Regions from separate parts of the Mus musculus genome. Here region 2 is linked to region 1. Evidence: chromatin loops called from intact Hi-C (ENCODE). Cell type or tissue: left cerebral cortex. All regions are shown on one strand. Each heading gives the region's core, and the rest is flanking DNA. Links, peaks and the distances in the headings are about the cores only.

Region 1 (4,398 bases), core at 85-4,084:
GATTCCATCTCACACCAGTCAGAATGGCTAAGATCAAAAATTCAGGTGACAGCAGATGCTGGCGAGGATGTGGAGAAAGAGGAACACTCCTTTATAATGCCTTTTAAGATTAAATTCTGTTATAGTTAGTCTCCCCAGTGTTCCAAGATCCCAGAAGCAGCCAAGCTTAGAATCCTGTGAGAAGGCAGTAAGGAAGTTAACCTATTCAGTAACTAATTAAGCATTACAATAGACAGAGCCAGTGGCTCAACTGTTCTGCAGAAAGAGCCAGGGAATCTCACTGAGATAGAAATCTTCAGTACAGGCTACATTGCATATTAAAAGCAAGTTGGTATATTCTCCTGACAAATGAAGATTCTCCAGATACTTAAAAGTTACACTCAAATAGGAATTTAGCAAGGCCTAGGAAATTAGGGGTTTGTGATATTGCATTATTCTTGAGGTCTGACAAGAGCAGAACCCCCTGGTGCCTTCACAAGGTTCAAAGGTATAACACTAGAGTGTGAAATCCTTGCCTGTCACTAAGCTGATCCTAGGCAGGACTGCTTTATCTTTACTGTAAACATTTACCTGGTTCCTGTAAGTCCTTTCGAAGTCATTCCTTTCTTTTGTACCTGGTAACTTCAATGTACCTTGCCTGCTGTGATTTCCAACCCCTTGTATTCTCTGTACTATAAAAAGTTTGATGCTCGACCTGACAAATACATTCAGATCCTTCACAACCTCTCCTGTGTGCATCTGTCTGTCATCTCATCCAATTGCACACCTGTGACTAGAGACCCGTTCCACTCAGACATAGGGACCCAGAGGGTCTGCGGCACCTGGGTGAAGTGCTTGCCAGAACAGTATGAGGACCTAAGGTCAGATCTCCAGAATTCATGTACAGTTGTATGAGACAGTACATGTCTGTAATCCCAGAACTCCTCCAACCACACAAGCTGTGGTAACAAAATATTTCCCAGGAGCTCAGGAGACTGGTAGCTTAGCATGTGCCATAGCTAACAGGAGACAGTCCCAACAAGGAGAAAGCTGAGGACCACACCCGAGCTGTGGGGACTTCTGATCTAATGCTTTTGATCCCCTGTGACTTCTGCTCTCTCATTTTCTCGCTGTCTGGTATGGGTGAAGAGATTTCTCCTCACTGATCCTCAGTAACAAGAAATATTTTAATGGAGTAAAGAGTAATAATGAAGTAGACAAGGTGAGAGACCAGGCCTGAGTTCTAGTTGTCATGACCGTGCACAGACCTCAGGACCCTGGGCGAGTTCTTCTACTTGATGGCCTCAGAACCAGGACAAATGGGGTTCTCAGTATGGAAACAACAGAAGCACCCATGAATATGCACATGTCACCATAGCGGGTATGCATACATACACATGTATATCCTGCATCCATCCATGAGCGAGAAGGGAAAAATTGGAACATATTTTATACCTTGTTTTTAAATCAGAAGGTGTTCCTCAACTCAGCATAATAGTTCATCGAAAGCAGAGAAAATACTCATATTAAATGTAACATATAAGTTACATTTGCATATTCACACATACAACAGAATGAGATGTCATAATGCTAATATCAGAGATCATAAGAATGCTAGCCATTAATGCACATAATTTTGCTCATGATAATTATAGGCTGTACTCCTGACTAGTTTCCTACATCATTCCTGTACTCTAGGAGCATGCGTTTGCCCAGGATATTTAAAGATAAAAATGCTGGCCACAGTGACCCAGGCAACTGCAACCCTCTGCTGTGGAGATGGATTGCTGGGTGAGACTTGCTGACATCCAGCCTAGTTCCAAGTCTAGTGACAGATGTTTCCTCCAGTGCATAAATCAGAACGTGATAGAGTAAGTCACCTAATGTCCTCTTATAGCCTTCACATGAGTGTAAACCTGTACATGCATTACACACGAACAGACAGACAGACATGCAGACACACACACTCATTCATACACACACATACACACACACATTCATTCATACACACACAGGCACATGCACAGGCACTCACAGGTGCATGCACACAAAAAGAAAGCATAAACTCTTTTGAATAGAATGATTCTAGTTTTGCCTGTAAAAAGCATGAAAAATAATTGTAAAACAGACCATAAACCAGGGTGCTCTTGAAAGTCCCCAAGGTGCATAGTGCAATTCTGATGATTGAGAGATAATGAAGGTGTTTGTCAGGGAGGGATCTGGCTAGCCTTTTGGAGAGGGGTTGGAATGTTTTTGAAATGAATCTGAGTGCCAGAGAATTCAGTCCCAGTATGAATACTATATTCTTTACAAAATGCCCTGAATAATCAGACACCATATTCTCTATGAAGGAGCACTGTTTACACAGTTTGAATTGCTCACTTTACACTGAGAAGTGATGAAGTGAGTTGTTGAGTACTAGATCTGTGGTGATCCACAATCGGAACTTCTTTAGTACACCCTTGAAGCTTCCAAACACACCAGAAATACATTAACTTGGGGATATTTGCTACTGTGTAAAATAGCCCTTTTCACGAAATTGCAAGAATTTAGTTTTGCTCCCACCTAGTGGCTGTATTGAGAACTGCATCAGTGCGAGTCAGGCCTGATAAAGGAAGAGACCCTAGGCTGTAAACTGGACTTGATAGGACCTTAGTTCTGGAGTTTGGGGAATCTTTGTACCTCTCATGGAATATAAAAGTTCATGTCTTAGGCATATCTAATAGAACCCAACCCCTGTCTAAGGTGAATATAAAGTATAGACTTGATGAAGCTATAGAAGCTAGTATGAGTCTAAGCAGGAACACACACATGCAGGCACACACACAGCACACAGAGGCAAATCCATTTGTGCATCTAATTCATTTGCCCCATGAAACTGGCCACAATCAATACTGCCACTGTGTATAGAAAATATATACATGTACAAACTCTATCAAGTGTGTGTGTGTGTGTGTGTGTGTGTGTGTGTGCATGTGTGTCCCCAGTTTCTCCAAAGATAAGTAACAAGGGACTGGATGCTGCTCTTCTACTATCTGTGGCTGGCTGTGCAGAATCAGTGGTTCTGACCCTGCAGAAGAATCACAGAATAAAAAAAAAAAAACAAAACTTGACAGTCACACATTTAAGCTGAGTAATGATGGTTGAAATCAAAAGTAAATTTGAAAATTCAGTATAGTGTGTAGAGATGCAAATGATGGGGAAGGAAGAACAGGGTTTTCTCTGCACTAAACTGTGAGGGTGGGTCCACTACCATAGGGCTGAAAGTCTCTGGGGGTACAGGAGAAAATAAAGAGACTCCAGACCTATCTGAGACCTGAGATTATGTACTGGGAGATTGGGAGAGATTGGGGAACCTCCTGGCCCCAACAGTTTGATTCCCTGAGTCAGCACGCCTTGGAAATAATTTCCAATGCCAGGCAGGTCATATTTGGGAGGATAAGACAGAAGGAGGCTCTTCTCAGAGCCCAGTATCCTGGTTTGTGAAAGAGGAGTGTCAGAAAGCTTGCCTGCAGATCTTGTGGGGGTGTGGGCTTTGGTGATTATTCCTGTTTAAATATCAGTCATCCCTGTATATGTGTCAGAATGATGTTGAACTATGCATATTTTAAGAAGGACTTCTGGAGAAAGAATTGGGGCACACCTTAGCTGCAGTATCTAGACAATTGCAGCATTTTCACTTTTACTAAAACTCTCATTTGTTTCATCAGTGAAACTGGCAGTATGGCCAATGTCCTGTAGAAGAAGAAACATTTCTGAGAATATAATAAATGTGGGGTTCACATTTTATTAGGTCTTGCGCGTGCCGGACTGGCCAGCAGTAACAACGCTGCAACAGGACCTTCTGCACACGTTTATTGGGAGAGCTTGATTGCAGAGGCGAAGAGACCCCGAGCCCAGAACTGGTGCTGCTTATATAGGCCTAGGATTATATAGGCCTAGGAGAGGCGTGTCTCACACCCGGATTGGTTATGCACTACGCCTCATTTGCATGTTCCTCATCTGATTGGCTACTCTCTCTCTCTGTACCTCACAGAGCCTCATTATCATACCTCATTTGCATGTCTCACATCTGATTGGTTATATTCCCAAAGCCTCATTATCATGCCTGGGCCATGCAGTGTCTTTAAAAAACTTTACTGCATATGTACACATTGGTTTTTTTGTCCAAACTTATGCATGGTGGCCAGCAGTAGTCAGTGCCACTCTGCAACGGCACATGTGGCTTCCCACAATTAGGTAAATGTAGAGAATATCATTCTTCTGGAAATTTTGCTACAATTTGTATTTGGATAGAAGAGCTTACATCTGAAAATTCTTCATCAGCTAACATATACTATTTTAAATGGCTAGTTTTCACCATAACTAGTTTGGGTATGCAAAGTATCCTAAGAATGTGTAAAAGAAAAAAAAAAAAAA
Region 2 (4,398 bases), core at 97-4,096, 220 kb before region 1:
GAGAGGGCAAGACCTGTGCCAAGGTCACAAGGGACAAAAAGGCCAGAGTGGACCATGTAGGCAATTTTCAAGGAAAATGAACTCTGAGACAAGACATTATCACAAACTGGCAAGCAGCTAGTCAAAACTCTTCCCAGGAAATAGTGTTCCCATCAGAGTGAAGATGAGGCTAAGGAGACGGAAGGAGCGTTTGGGAAAGCAGCAGTCAGAGTTGGGGGGGGGGGGAGAAAGAAAATACAGTCCTTGTCTCAAAGAGGATTCTATGAAAAAATATGGCCAAGCAGTAAAAAGAGGGGAAGTATTTGTGAACCATTTACAATGGTAAGAGTGATTTCTGACGTCTGTGAAGGAACCAAATATAAAAGGTGATGTTAGCTAGGCAAACTTTTCTAGTCCTTTCTAAAACAGGTGCACCTTAAGGAGCGCTTATGTGGTTTCTTTGTCTATCTTCTCTCTCACCTCAGAAGCCTCACACTCATAACCCTCTTGATTTAGAAGCAAGATTCTACTGCTGAATGGCTCTAAGGAAAGTTGTGGAACTTGTCATTTCTATACCTCTAAAAAATAAGGTATGTCCTCCTGAACTTGTCCTGTGGTTTTTGTCTTGAGATAAGAGACAATAGAGGAGGAAAACTGAGTAGGACCTACAACTCTGGACTCCAGAATTGTAGACTGTATGAGGCTGGTTCTAAAACAAATCTTTTGCTCTTGTACAACTTGAAAGGTAAGGGATCCTTGAACCTGCCTCATGAGGAACAGTATGGTAGGAGCTTCCCAGGGCATCCTACACTAAGGCCATGACTGACTGCTGAGGATCTTAAGACCCATGCCTTCCTAGGTCTGCTCTCCAGACACAGACTCGGCCTGTCATGGAAGTGAAGCTGTAGGTCTTCTTTATATTGACAGCCCTGGAGGAGAGGGACGATGGCAAAAAGAACTGACCCTAAACTTTGGGAATTCTGATGTGGGGAAATCAAAAAGCCAATAGCCAAAGCTGATCTATGTGTGGGGGGAATCGCTCAGGTTGACTCCTCAGATGCATCTCAGCCATTCTCAGCAGCATCTCTGGGACTGTTTATGCTACTCAGAAGGAAATAATTCCCCAGTAAACTCCCAGACACAAACTTATCTACCATATTCCCCGAGGCCTCTTTGCTCCTTTCTATCATCTCCACTGTCTTACTCTGAATTTGATTTTCTGTTCTCTTTCTCTTGTCCCTCCTTTTCTCTCTCCTCACTGATGGGGCAGATCTTTCTGTTTCTGCAATGCTCTTCTGCTAATGGCTAGGAAAGGTGCTCAGCCAGGCGATTATGTCACACCCTCCCCTGTCCCCTAAGGTTCCCAGCTCCCTCGGATCTAGTGCATTGCGGTTGCTCTGTCTATCTGACATGACAGTCTGCCTGCACAGTCCCTCTGCATCCTTCTTCTAAGCTCCTGTTACAGTCCTCAGAGGACTTTTTTTTTCCAGTCTTCAAGAATTTCCCTGACCCAAGAAAACCCCATCCACCCTACCTGTGTCTATGATTCTGCTTTCATTGGGTCTCTTAAGTGAGCTGAACAAAAAACAAGTCTCCATTCTGGCTGGGCTTCTGCAATGCCTGAACATTCCTCCAGAGGGCACCAAGAGCCTTCATGGTTGCAGTCTGCTGCCTGCTTTGGGAGCCTGTGAGGAAGAACAAAGCAGGGTTGTAGTATACCAGTAAACAGTGTGCTTCATGCAGTTCTAGCAGTAAACCAGAAAACGTGGGCCCCCTTGATCACAGCTTAGTTTAGTTGTGCAACTGTCTTCAATGAACTACAAAACATCTGGATAGTACCTCCATGTTCTCCCCTGTCATATCAGATTCTGGAAGGCCAGAAAGCAAACAAGTTTTCTTTGCTCCACTGAACCAGGGCATTGAGAAGTCCAGTGACTTGCTCCCTGAAAAGTAGATAAGCTCGTAAGTGCCTAATCTGATGGTTCACTTCTCTGAATGTTCACTTGGAAGATAGACAAGGAAACAGAGAAGGCCCAGTATGACTGAGTTCTCGGGCTCATCCAGAGCGTCTAGAGCTGAGGCTTTTCTTGTCCCATCCAATACTGTGTCATCACAGGCCAAATTTGGAAAGGCGAGTGGCTGGCTTTTACAAATTTTCACAATCCTGGCACAGAATACTGGCAGAGTGGCAGACGATGTATCAAGTGTTGTGTGTTTGCAGATAGAACTTTCCACACCCAACTTTATGCCGATTGGCTTGGCCATGCCTTTTTGGCCAAGAGAACTGAGGGCTGAGGGCCAGAGATGTCGCATTCTTTGGTCATGCACAGTGTGTGTTGTGGGGAGTGAGGGTGTTGTTCTTCTGGTAACTCAAGGAGCAATGTAAGGATGGACAGGGCTGACTTGTAAATTGTGTATTTATGTAAAAGGGAGATATGCAAATAGCTTGGGATAGAGTAAGAAAGTCGCTTAGAAGAGAAAATATTCAGATAAATAAACTCAGAACACTCAAACCTGAGAAATGCCAAATATCCAGTGGGAAGAAACCATGTAACCCACTTAGAACCCTGAAAACTTGGCTGGCTTTGCCTGGGTAGCCCTATTAGAGAGTGCAGATGTATGAAGTCTAATGACAACAAAAATAAAATTATTCCCTGGTTGTCAATAGTCACCTAACTCTATAGATATACTTATTTTTATCATTTGAGTAATGGGGTACACAGAAGTCACCTAATAGGCAAAAGACAAAAGTACCTTTAGAAAATACCTCTGTCCAGATTCATTGCTTGGAACTTGCTGGGACAATTGTTCTGCTCTGAAAGAATGCTTGAATACAGAGCCTCTTTCCTGAACAAGAATAGCAAAGGGGAGGATGGGCGAGCGAGCTTCTCTGGCTGCTATGACCCAAGTTCCTAACCCTTCATACTCCTCTAAGCAAAATATAAAGTGAATGTTTGAAATGTAGTGGGTTTTATATATCTTGATGGGCTTCAAATAAGTGGGATTCAGAAGAGACAATCGATAGAAAAGACTGCTGGGATGCTTCTTAGGTGTGGCTATAATACCAAGACTGACTGAGTTTATGTGCTATTGCAAATCCAACTCAGACTCTCAGTATTCTATGCCTATACTACTAAGTTGCATCCCTGGCCACAAGAATGCTTTTTAAAGAGTCTTTATTTTAGAAGTCTTTATAGCCAAATGTCACAATCCTTGAGCTTTGCCCACTCCAGAAAAATGTAATAACAAGATTTAATGAAATAATGAGCCAAATGTTGATAATTATTACAACTACATGAGAACATGGAGGTTTGTTCTATTATTTTCTCTCCTTTGTATATGATTAAAATATGAAGTCAGAAAAAAAAAGAAGAGTCATCACAGTTAAAATTCAGACTAAGCCAGAAACAAAAAGGAGAACCTTCCCGAGGGGGAATGTCTATTTCTGGAATGGTACACCTAGCCTGCTAAAAAATGGCTGCTTCTGGAGAAAGGGGTGGGAATTTGGAGATTAAGGGAAGCCGTTTTACTCTACATCCTTTAGCATGGCTGTGGTTGGTAATTATATGGATCTCATGCTTATTTTATTTAACTTTTCATCTGAAAACTTCCTCAATACAGCAGTCCGCAGGCCACTAAAGTCTCTTCCACGGATCTCAGGCAGCCCTCAGTACACTGGTTAGGCTGGCCCCCACTGTCCCACTTGACATTCACCCTGCCCACAACCATATTCTTATATACAGCCAATGAGGGTGCTACTGGGAGTAGGAACCCCCTGGAAACTCCCTTAGGGCACAGCTGGTTGGGGAAGGGGTGGGTGCCCTAGCTCTGCTTCTTGTAGGAGAAAACAAGCATCCATGCTATCCAAAAGGATGAAGACCCAGGAGGTAGTGTGACAGAGGCACAAAGCCTTTCTACCTCTCTATAGGGTCCACCAATACTGTGGGCTACATCTGTCCACTGCGGAATCAGCTCTAACAGTTGCCTAGGCCACTTCTTGATACCACAGCCCCGGGCAGTCTTTACAGAGATAAACCTGCCTATTCCTCCTGGTGCAACAACAGCAATGATGATAGAATTTTCTGGGCCTTTCAGAGAAACAAAGGCAAGTATCTGGCTGCATAGCCAGTTGAAGGGTCAGTCTGAGTGGTGGCACTGCAATCTAAACTTGGTGTGCTATAGAACAGAATGTCTAACCTTGAAGCTAAAGTCCCTTTCCTGGGAAACTAGGCTAACAGATAGTACGAAGAAGCAAGGGAAGCCTCAATCCTCCCTGCTGAGAGTTAAGTGCCTCAGGTAAGTACACATCATTTGCTGGAGCTTAGGGCAAGTGGGCCCCACAGAGAGCCCTCGCTTTCTCCTTCTCATGCCCCAGCTAAGCTCTGTCTAAGCAGCCAATTTGCCCACAAGTCTAGGCCC

Evidence for each region. Hi-C counts contacts between places; a loop is a spot of excess contacts. Peaks named below come from ENCODE experiments on the same cell type or tissue, not always from the same donor. Only the 100,000 strongest peaks of a DNase experiment are listed, where the experiment ranks them.
Region 2: it touches region 1 in a loop (9-fold over the local background); 3 of 42 quality-filtered maps call a loop at or near these places.

The regions. Positions count from the first base shown.
Region 1 is chrX:136,597,776-136,602,173 of GRCm38, reverse strand. It overlaps a transcript of Tceal3 not described here. Among named protein-coding and RNA genes, the nearest start is that of n-TAtgc1, 9.6 kb to the right of the region's middle. In left cerebral cortex, for the core only: a CTCF peak has its summit at 2,550 (motif pointing left); a DNase peak (open chromatin) is centred at 2,543.
Region 2 is chrX:136,817,696-136,822,093 of GRCm38, reverse strand. It overlaps a transcript of Plp1 not described here. Among named protein-coding and RNA genes, the nearest start is that of Plp1, 2.9 kb to the left of the region's middle. In left cerebral cortex, for the core only: a CTCF peak has its summit at 1,612 (motif pointing right); a DNase peak (open chromatin) is centred at 1,616.